2 separate regions of the Homo sapiens genome follow, and region 1 is linked to region 2. A link is an interaction called in ENCODE POLR2A ChIA-PET data of the cell type or tissue named here. Cell type or tissue: MCF 10A. All regions are shown on one strand. Links, peaks and the distances in the headings refer to the core of each region. The heading gives the core; the rest is flanking DNA. Region 1 overlaps CUEDC1 (CUE domain containing 1). Region 2 overlaps VMP1 (vacuole membrane protein 1).

The links. ChIA-PET counts read pairs that join two places held together with the same protein. Peaks named below come from ENCODE experiments on the same cell type or tissue, not always from the same donor. Only the 100,000 strongest peaks of a DNase experiment are listed, where the experiment ranks them.
Region 1: POLR2A ChIA-PET joins it to region 2 with 5 read pairs; 1 of 35 experiments calls an interaction of 5 or more read pairs at or near these places.

Annotation. Positions count from the first base shown.
Region 1 is chr17:57,901,693-57,906,086 of GRCh38, forward strand. The region is part of intron 1 of CUEDC1 (CUE domain containing 1); the gene reads right to left. Among named protein-coding and RNA genes, the nearest start is that of CUEDC1-AS1, 8.3 kb to the right of the region's middle. RefSeq lists enhancers at 489-538, 1,869-1,938, 2,089-2,168. In MCF 10A, for the core only: no CTCF peak of the experiment used is centred there; a DNase peak (open chromatin) is centred at 1,719.
Region 2 is chr17:59,784,206-59,788,599 of GRCh38, forward strand. All of the region lies in intron 7 of VMP1 (vacuole membrane protein 1), which reads left to right. Among named protein-coding and RNA genes, the nearest start is that of MIR21, 55 kb to the right of the region's middle. RefSeq lists an enhancer at 2,236-2,715. In MCF 10A, for the core only: no CTCF peak of the experiment used is centred there; DNase peaks (open chromatin) are centred at 1,126 and 2,486.

The DNA of each region.
Region 1 (4,394 bases), core at 85-4,084, 1.9 Mb before region 2:
GGCATGAGGGATTGGGCTGTATAGAGGATGTAGCCGGAACGGCCCCAGCCTACAAATGGGTTGCAAGTTTAATTAGACTTAAGGGATATGAGAAAACAGCATGAGAAGCAGCCAGCAGTTGCAAGAATCTTCCAGAAGCAGCTAGACATTTCTCAGTCCCTTGGCTTCTTCGATAATCATCATTAAAATATGATGCACTGGCCGGGCATGGTGGCTCACACCTGTAATCCCAGCACTTTGGGAGGCCGAGGCAGGCTAATCACCTGAGGTCAGGAGTTCAAGATCGGCCTGGACAACATGGTGAAACCCCATCTCTACTAAAAATACAAAAATTAGCCAGGCGTGGTGGCAGGTGCCTGTAATCCCAGCTACTCAGGAGGCTGAGGCAGGAGAATTGCTTGAGCCCAGGAGGCAGAGGTTGCAGGGAGGCAGAGGTTGCAGGGAGCCAAGATCACGCCATTGCACTCCAGCCTGGAAGACAAGAGCGAGACTCCACCTCAGAAAAAAAAAAACAAAAAACAAAAAACAAAAAAAACCATGATGCATTCAGTGCTTGAACCTGGGAGGCGGAGGTTGCAGTGACCTGAGATCACACCACTCACTCCAGCCTGGGCAACAGAGCGAGACCTCCATCTCAAAAAGAGAAACGATGATACATTCAGGTAGTGCTTGAACACTGCTTGCTGGTGGCAAACATATGACTGACTCGTCCTGCAAGGTCTGTGTATCCCTAACAGCAGAGTTGTGGGGATTAGCAGACCCACAGCCCGGACACGGGTTGAATTGAGATTCATGCTACCTTTGTGTATGGTGAACCTGTGTGCATGTGCAAAATAACTAAAGAGGAAGGATGAACAGGAAAGGCAAGGATGAAAACCCAGCTTCCACAGGGGAAACATCTGTGAATTGTAGCCAGGATCTGCTGATACTAGTCATTTGAGAATCCCAAGATAGATTATCCTCTCACTCTGACCACACTGACTGTCCACAATGATTGTGCTTTACGTGTGCACAGCACTCAACAGCTTAAGACGTTGCGGGAAAGTCCCCGAACGCTTTGCATTCAGCCAGGCTCCAGGTTGGGCACAAACCCTATAGCAGAGAGCTGGCCCAGGTGCCATGCCATCCTCACAACAATCCTATGAAGTAGGGACTGTTATTTTGCAGAGGAGGGGATTGAAGTACAGAGGAGTTAAATACCTTGCCCCAAGTCTCGCAGCCAGGAGTAACCAGGTCAGGATTCTACCCCAGAGCCCACACTCCAACCCCTCACCATGTTGTCACCCCACTTACAATAATGAATCTCTGCACCTCTGCATGGGACAAAGAGGGAAACTGAGTCTTCCAGGAGGGCTGGGCACTTGAGGCCATCCTGGCAATGGTCCCACCTCCAGCCATCCTGGAGGAGGAGCGAAGCCACTGCGTTGAGTGCGTGGGTGCAGTGGGCCAGCCAGGGAACAGGGAGGTAAAAAACCAAGGGGGCACCTCAGCTCTGAGCTGGGCAGGCCAGGCCCCACCTCATGCTTCCTCTGCCACAGCAGTCCCAGGCCAGGAGGGCACCTTGCCAGGCTCCACTGCCACCCAGAACATGGCCTCCCTGTCCTGGTCTGGGTTCTCCTCGAGTTGTATTTCCATGGCAGCCACAATGGGCAGCAGCCAGGGTGAGTCAGGCCAGGCAAGAGGAAGTGGCCACACTTGAAAATTATTAACATGCAGGGCTGAGCTTGAGTCCTTTGTTCTTGAGCAAAGACTGTAGCATTTCACTTTCAGGAAGGAGCTAGGAGGGTGGGGCAGGCTCAGAATTGCACAACCAAAGCACAGGCTCAAACACACACAGGTCCCAGGTGGAAGTCAGCTTAGACAGGCCACCTGCAGAAAAGTGCAGGCCAACCCACAGCCCCATACAGCAGGTCCACAGAGAAAATACAGGCCAACTCATCTCCACTGTTTTTTAAATCAGAGGCTGGGCACAGTATATGAAAACCTATATAATCCCAGTGCTTTGGGTGGCTGAGATGAGAGGACCACTTGAGGCCAGGAGCTTGAGACCAGCTTGAGCAACATAGAGACCCTTTCTCTACACAAAAGGAAAAATTAGCTAGGCATGGTGGTGCACACCTGTAGTCCCGGCTATTCAGGAGGGTGAGATGGGAGGATTACTTGAGCCCAAGCGTTCAAGGCTGCAGTGAGCTATGATGGCTCCACTGCACTCCAGCCTGGGTGACAGAGAGAGAGACCGTGTTTCAAAAAAAAAAAAAATCAGAGAGGGTTTCCAACAGGGATAAAATCAGGGTTTTTGTGGTCAAAAGTGTTCCAAGTCAGGGAGACCAAGCAAAGGAGGCACAAGGCCGGCCACAGAGGGAAGGATGGGACTCTGGGCAGCCAGACCCCAGTGGGAGCCCTGCGTCTGGGAGAGATGAAAGACACCCCCTCACCCCAGCTGGCAGGGGGCAGCCCCAGCTCTAGGAAGACTGCCTTCCTGCACCCCCTTGCCAAAAGATGGCATCTCTCCTCCAACCATGCAGCTGTCCTGGCCCCCCTACCCCACCGCGTCTCCTAGGTGAGAAAAACACCCATAACCATCCTCACGGGCACCCAGCAACCCTGAAACACTGTGTCTCGGGCAACTTTTCGAGCTGCAGCTGTTCCCTGAAAAAGTCACACATCAGCCACCAGGAGTGGTGGGAAAGGCTGAATTCTGGAGAAGAGGGATGAAGGTTGGGGAGGTGGGAGGGAGGGAAGGGAATATGGTCACCAGAGGAAAAAAGTCAATCAACGAGGAAAAATCTGTTTCTAAAAATGTAATGCAAACAACAAAAAAACAGGCTTTGAGCAAGCCTTATAAGCCCTGGGGCCCAGGCCTGTCCTTAGTTCCCCGGGAATGGCCCCTGCTCCCCGTCCCATTTCACAGGGGTCATCAAGAGGCTAAGATTTCACTCTGCTCCCCTCCTGCACTTCAGGAGAGCTTAACCTTGAGGCCTTCAAGGAAATTGGGAGAAATGGGACCCCTGTCCTTTGGCAATTACAAAGTAAATGGCCCTAGGGGCTAGGCGTGGGGGGATCGCCCTACCGTAGGGGAGTGGGGGGGCCTCATTCCCACCCTTCCTCGGCTCTGCAGGGGTGGCTGCAGCAGAGGTGGCTTGTTCAGGGAAGCTACCTGCTCCATCCGTGCTGGGACCACAGGGGCAGGCCACCCACCGGGTCCAACTCATCCCCCTACCAAAGCAGCTCTTTTTGTAAAGGGCTTTCGGGGACAGGAAGCAATAAACAGAGTCAAGCGGCCAAGATGCAGGGGCTGATTATACAGTTTACGGATTTTCCAGGCCTTTTTGTACTCTCCCACCAGCTGCCCGGGGCTCTGCAGAAAAAGGTGCTGGAGAAAGACCGGCTGGTCCCTGGCTTTACAGGTGGCCTTTTGCCAGGCCTAACTGGGCCTTCCTGAGCGAATGAGGGGGCTGCATGCCTCGAGGGTCCTGCAAGTCACCATGAAGAACACTGCCACCCGGTACCACTAGAGACCAGCAGGCTAATGGCTACAGCTTCTCTCTCTCTCTCTGACACACACACACACACACACACACACACACACACACACACACTCCAGCCTGCTGCTCAACTCTCCACCCAGCTCTAAGTCACTCTGGTATTCCAGAGGGGAGGGGATGCCTGGCTGCGCGCTGCCTGCGTGCTGAGGCCAGGTGGGTGGCCCTCCTTCACAAGGAAGCTCACAGCTCAGCTCAGTTTAGCTGCACTGGGGGTGGCAAGCAACTTGGGAAAGACTGAGGCTGGCGGGGAAGATGGCTCTGGGCTGGAGGGCCTCCCCAGTGCGTGCTCAGCTCACATTCCCCAAACAGGCTATGATCTGGTGAAACACAGGCCCACGCGTGCAAAGCCGTAAATGCAGAGCTAAAATGGGGAACCACCCACTTGTCTCTCAATACCCCATATGCAACAAAAAACACAGGGCACATCCACATGCAGCCAACACCTTCCAGTGCCAAATAGAATCGCATGAAAAAAACCAAGTGGCCAGGCCATGTGTACACCGTACCATTTTTGTTCAAATGTCTGGATGTCCATGTGTACACTTGGGTACACACAGGAAGACGTCTGGGTGGATATGCACCAAATCCAAGGCAGCAGTTACCTAAAAGGAAGGGTTGTGTGGGGGCAACTCCTGCTCTTTGCTTCATGTACCTCTGCAACCTTTGGTGTTCTTACAAGAAATATGCCTTGTTTCTGCAGTTTAAAATAAGATATTAAACAAAATAAAGTTCATTGTTGGTGGCAATGTAAAATGGTACAGCCACTATGAAAAAGATAGTGAAACACAGTGAAAAACCACAGTTTGGTGGTTCCTCAAAGTTAAACACAGAATTACCATATGCTCCAGT
Region 2 (4,394 bases), core at 218-4,217:
CTCTGAAGTTTTTAAGTTTAAAAATTACTAGCCTGATCATTTGGAATAATTTAACTTTTTCCTCCACCACTATGCGGTATTGTTCTTTTTCGTAACTTTGCCTAGTGTGTCATTTCTTCCCATCTGCATGTCTACTTTTTCAGTTTTCTTACCTTTCAATTTATGTGCTGCTGGCTTCTTTGTGAACTATTTTATGATTCCCTTCCTACCCCTACCTCACCCCCTTCACTCCTCTCAAATTGTCTCTGAATTCCTATCTCAGCCCAGCTATGTCTTTCTTGTGTCACTTATCACATTCTACCTTCTTTTAAAACTATTTATAGACTTTTCTTATCTCTCCAGGAGTCTAAACTCCTTAAGAAGGGGGCTTAAAAATGTTTGTATTTTCAACAATGCCTGCCTACTGTTACACATACTACTCATGCAGTGGATACTTTGAATAGATGATGAAATAACAGTAAGAAAAAGTGTAGCATTACATGAAACATGTCCATTAATATTCAGTCTTATTTTGCTGTAAAATGTAATTGAACAACAGTAATTTTACAAAGAAAGGAAGATTTAACTGTATTGCATCTTTGAGTTTAATAGTCATCTGAGAGCAATTGTCATCTGAAGATAATATAAAAGACACCAAGTTAAATGACTTGCAAATTTTTTTACTTTTTAAAATTTTTTTATTTTTTTAGACTTGCAAATTTTAATTCACATTGAGTAAAACAACTTTTGTAAAATTATATACTTTAGAAACAAATGAAGATTCTTGTGACTTGTTTATTCTATAAGCTGTATAACCAAAAAGAAAAATTAAAGATACTTTAGGAATAAAATAATTTGAAAAATAAAAGAACTTATTTGCATGATGTATCCTGAAAAATTAGGGCAGCCAGTATTACTGAAATAATGGAGGAGTCCGGGAGTGGTTGTGGTATTTTTGTATTTAAAGCTTACACAATAGAGTAGAAACGTTGTGGTACATATTTACTTACAAGAATATGTTTTGAATAAGTTTACTTTCCTAAATGTCATCTGTTTTAATGACCTGCTACTTGGATTCTTTCTCACAGTGTTAGGTTGCTGACTATGTGAAATTTCCTACTTCTTATTATTGCTATCAGAATAGGAAATTTAAAATTAAATCAGAAATGTAAAAGTCTTAAAACTTCACCTTTTCAAAGAATATCGGGGCCTGGCATGATGACTCATGCCTGTAATCCCAGCACTTTGGGAGGCCAAGGCAGGTGGATCATTTGAGGTCAGGGGCTAAAGACCAGCCTGACCAACATGGTGAAACCTTGTAAAAATACAAAATTTTTTGTACTAAAAATACAAAAATTAGCTGGGCATGATGGCAGGCATGTGTAATCCCAGCTACTTGGGAGGCTGAGGAACGAGAATCGCTTGAACCCGAGAGGCAGAGGTTGCAGTGAGCTGAGATCACACCACTGCACTCCAGCCTAGGTGACAGAGTGAGATTCCATCTCAAAAAAAAAAAAAAAAAAGATAAAAAAGAATATCAGTTTTTTTCCTCTATTTTCATATCAATTAGCTTGTCTTTCTGTTGAGTATCGTTCATGAGTCTGCCGACCATTTTAGGTTGAATATTTCCTCAAAGGCTATTTTATAGTTTCTGAATTTAATCTTTTTTTAAGGGAACATTTTTAGGTTCTATTTAGGACTATAGTAATTAATGTAATTAATAATCAATAATTGCTACCTACTCTGTATGTTGAAGCTAAATCCCCAAATTAAGTTTTAATACTAGTATCTTTTACCTTACTAATTTCTATTAAATTTAAGGCTGAAAAAAATCTTATTTTTTAGCTTAATAGGATCTTTGTCCTATTCAGAAGTTTTGAGTTATTTACATTATTTTACTAGTGAAAATATAAAACCAAAAAACAGTTTATTAGTTGTAATGGTAGTTCTCATTCTTATGGCCAATGCCTTTTTTTTAATGCAGTAAAACAAAATAGACATTTATCTAGCGAACATCCCTTTTCAAACTATAGGGTCAAAGTGAAGGATTCTTTTGATAATGATAGAATATGTGTTTGATCATTTGAGTTTAAAGACTATGGGAAAGGAATTGATAAGATTATTTAAATACTCACGAAAGTGCTTTGGCATTCCACTAATGCTATTCTCTTTTAAGCACATTTTCCTATGAAGTGTGTGCGGTTGCAGTTGCCTACACCATGTCAATGCCTGCTGGTTTTTCCTGCTGTGAAGTTTTTCCTTTACATACACAGATTCATGAAAGAGTTTATGGTGTAGATGATCTGAAACTAAACAGGACACATTTTCATACACTTTAGTACCATTTGAAGACTCTGGGTGTCAGTTGTTGCTGGGACCTGTTTTTGACTCTGATGAACCTTTACTGGTTGTGGTTTGTCTGGCCATCACATGACTTCTCTGAAAATTCCCCCTCCCCTTCATTTCCAGTAAACTGTTTGAGCAGGAGTGAGTCACAGTGAAACCAGCTTCCCTGTAACCACAGGGCTTGTTAAAGAATTTGTCAGCGTGGACTCTAGAGGGTTTGCATTAAGCTTTGCAGTAACTGTTATGGTTTGTGTTGCGTCAGGAGTTCCACAGAAAAGCTTCCTGCTTGCAGGATCTCTTGCTTGTTTGCAAAGAGTTAAACTGATCAACTTTACCATAGTGAACATGAGAGACACATGTTAAACACACTTCTTTATCATTAAAGGCGTTGTCAAAACTACCAAGAATTAGTGTAGTTTCTCTTTTCATAATCAACCAACCACACCCAATAATGTTTAGTTTTTGAAAAGGCGGGCCTGGTAGATAGTCTTTCACAGTTGGCTCATGATTTTATCACAAAGTACCATCAAAATTAAGCAATTTTAAGTGGTCTTGATGGATTCTGTTACAGGATATTTTGACTATTCGCACAGTTAGGTGTCGGTACCAAAGGTCACTTACTTGCACTTTGTTCATCAAGAAAAGGTAGCACTTAGAGTAATTCTGGAGTTGTGATGTCTAAGCACACTTAGCATGATTTATAGTGGAATTCTTCGTGCCCCCTTTTACTTGCTTTCTCTAGAAGCATTTACTTTATTTTGAACTCTTTTGCCACCTCACTCGCAGACTTTAATCTTTCTCCCTTTTAATTTCTTCTATTTCTTTAACTCATTCCCATATTATCAACAAGGAAAGATAGTTGCAATGTGATGCAAGCTGTTAAATGAATGGCCAGTGGGAAACTTGTCTTCTCAACATACATTCCCAAGTGCATTTCTTTTTACATGCGCATTTCTGTATTTAGCCTTGTCACCTTTAGCTAGACTTACTTATCTAAAAAATAAATTTAGGCTGGGCACAATGGCTCACGACTGTAATCCCAGCATTTTGGGAGGCTGAGGCGGGTGGATCACCTGAGGTCAGGAGTTTGAGACCAGCTTGGCCAACATGGTGAAACCCCATCTCTACTAAAAATACAAAAATTAGTGGGGCATGGTGGCAGGTGCCTGTAATCCTGCTACTCAGGAGGCTGAGGCAAGAGAATTGCTTGAACCAGGGAGGCAGAGGATGCAGTGAGCCGAGATCGTGCCACTACACTCCAGCCTGGGTGACAGAGTGAACTTTGTCTCAAAAATAATTAATTAATTAGTTAATTAATTAATTTAGTGAAAACTTTTAAACTCGACCTCCTAAAAATTTCTTTTATTCGGCTTACACTTTTGTAACAAAATAAGAAAAACATTCTAAAAAATGTGGAAGCTAGTTATTCCTCACAGGAAAAAATATACAATAATGAAGTTTGAAATTGTTTATGTTTTAGCCATGCTGTCAGTCATCAAACTAAATTTAAAAAAATTATTTGTTTTGATGACAAAGCAATTATCATTGAAACAAGATGATTTTCAAATGAAAATACGAGGTTAATGCAGTCCAGTCATTAGCAGGGAAAAAAAGAATAAATATTTAAGGTTTTTCTTGTTAGGTTGCTTTGCACATTGGAGTAGAAAATAGTTTTGGGCTTGGCGCGTTGGCTCAGGCCTGTAATCCCAGCACTTTGGGAGGCTGAGGGGGACGGATCACAAAGTCAGGAGCTCTAGACCAGCCTGGCCAAGATGGTGAAACACCGTCTCTACTAAAAATACAAAAATTACTCAGGCATGTTGGAGAGCTCCGGTAGTCCCAGCTACTCAGGAGGCTGAGGCAGGAGAATCGCTTGAACCCGGGAGGCGTACATTTTAGTGAGCCGAGATCCCACCACTGCACTCCAGCCTGGGTGATGGAGAGAGACTCAGTCTCCAAAAAAAAAAGAAGAAAAAAGAAAATAGTTTTGTGGCTGGGCATGGTGGCTCACGCCTGTAATCCCAGCACTTTGGGAGGCCGAGGTGAGCGGATCACCTGAGGTCGGAAGT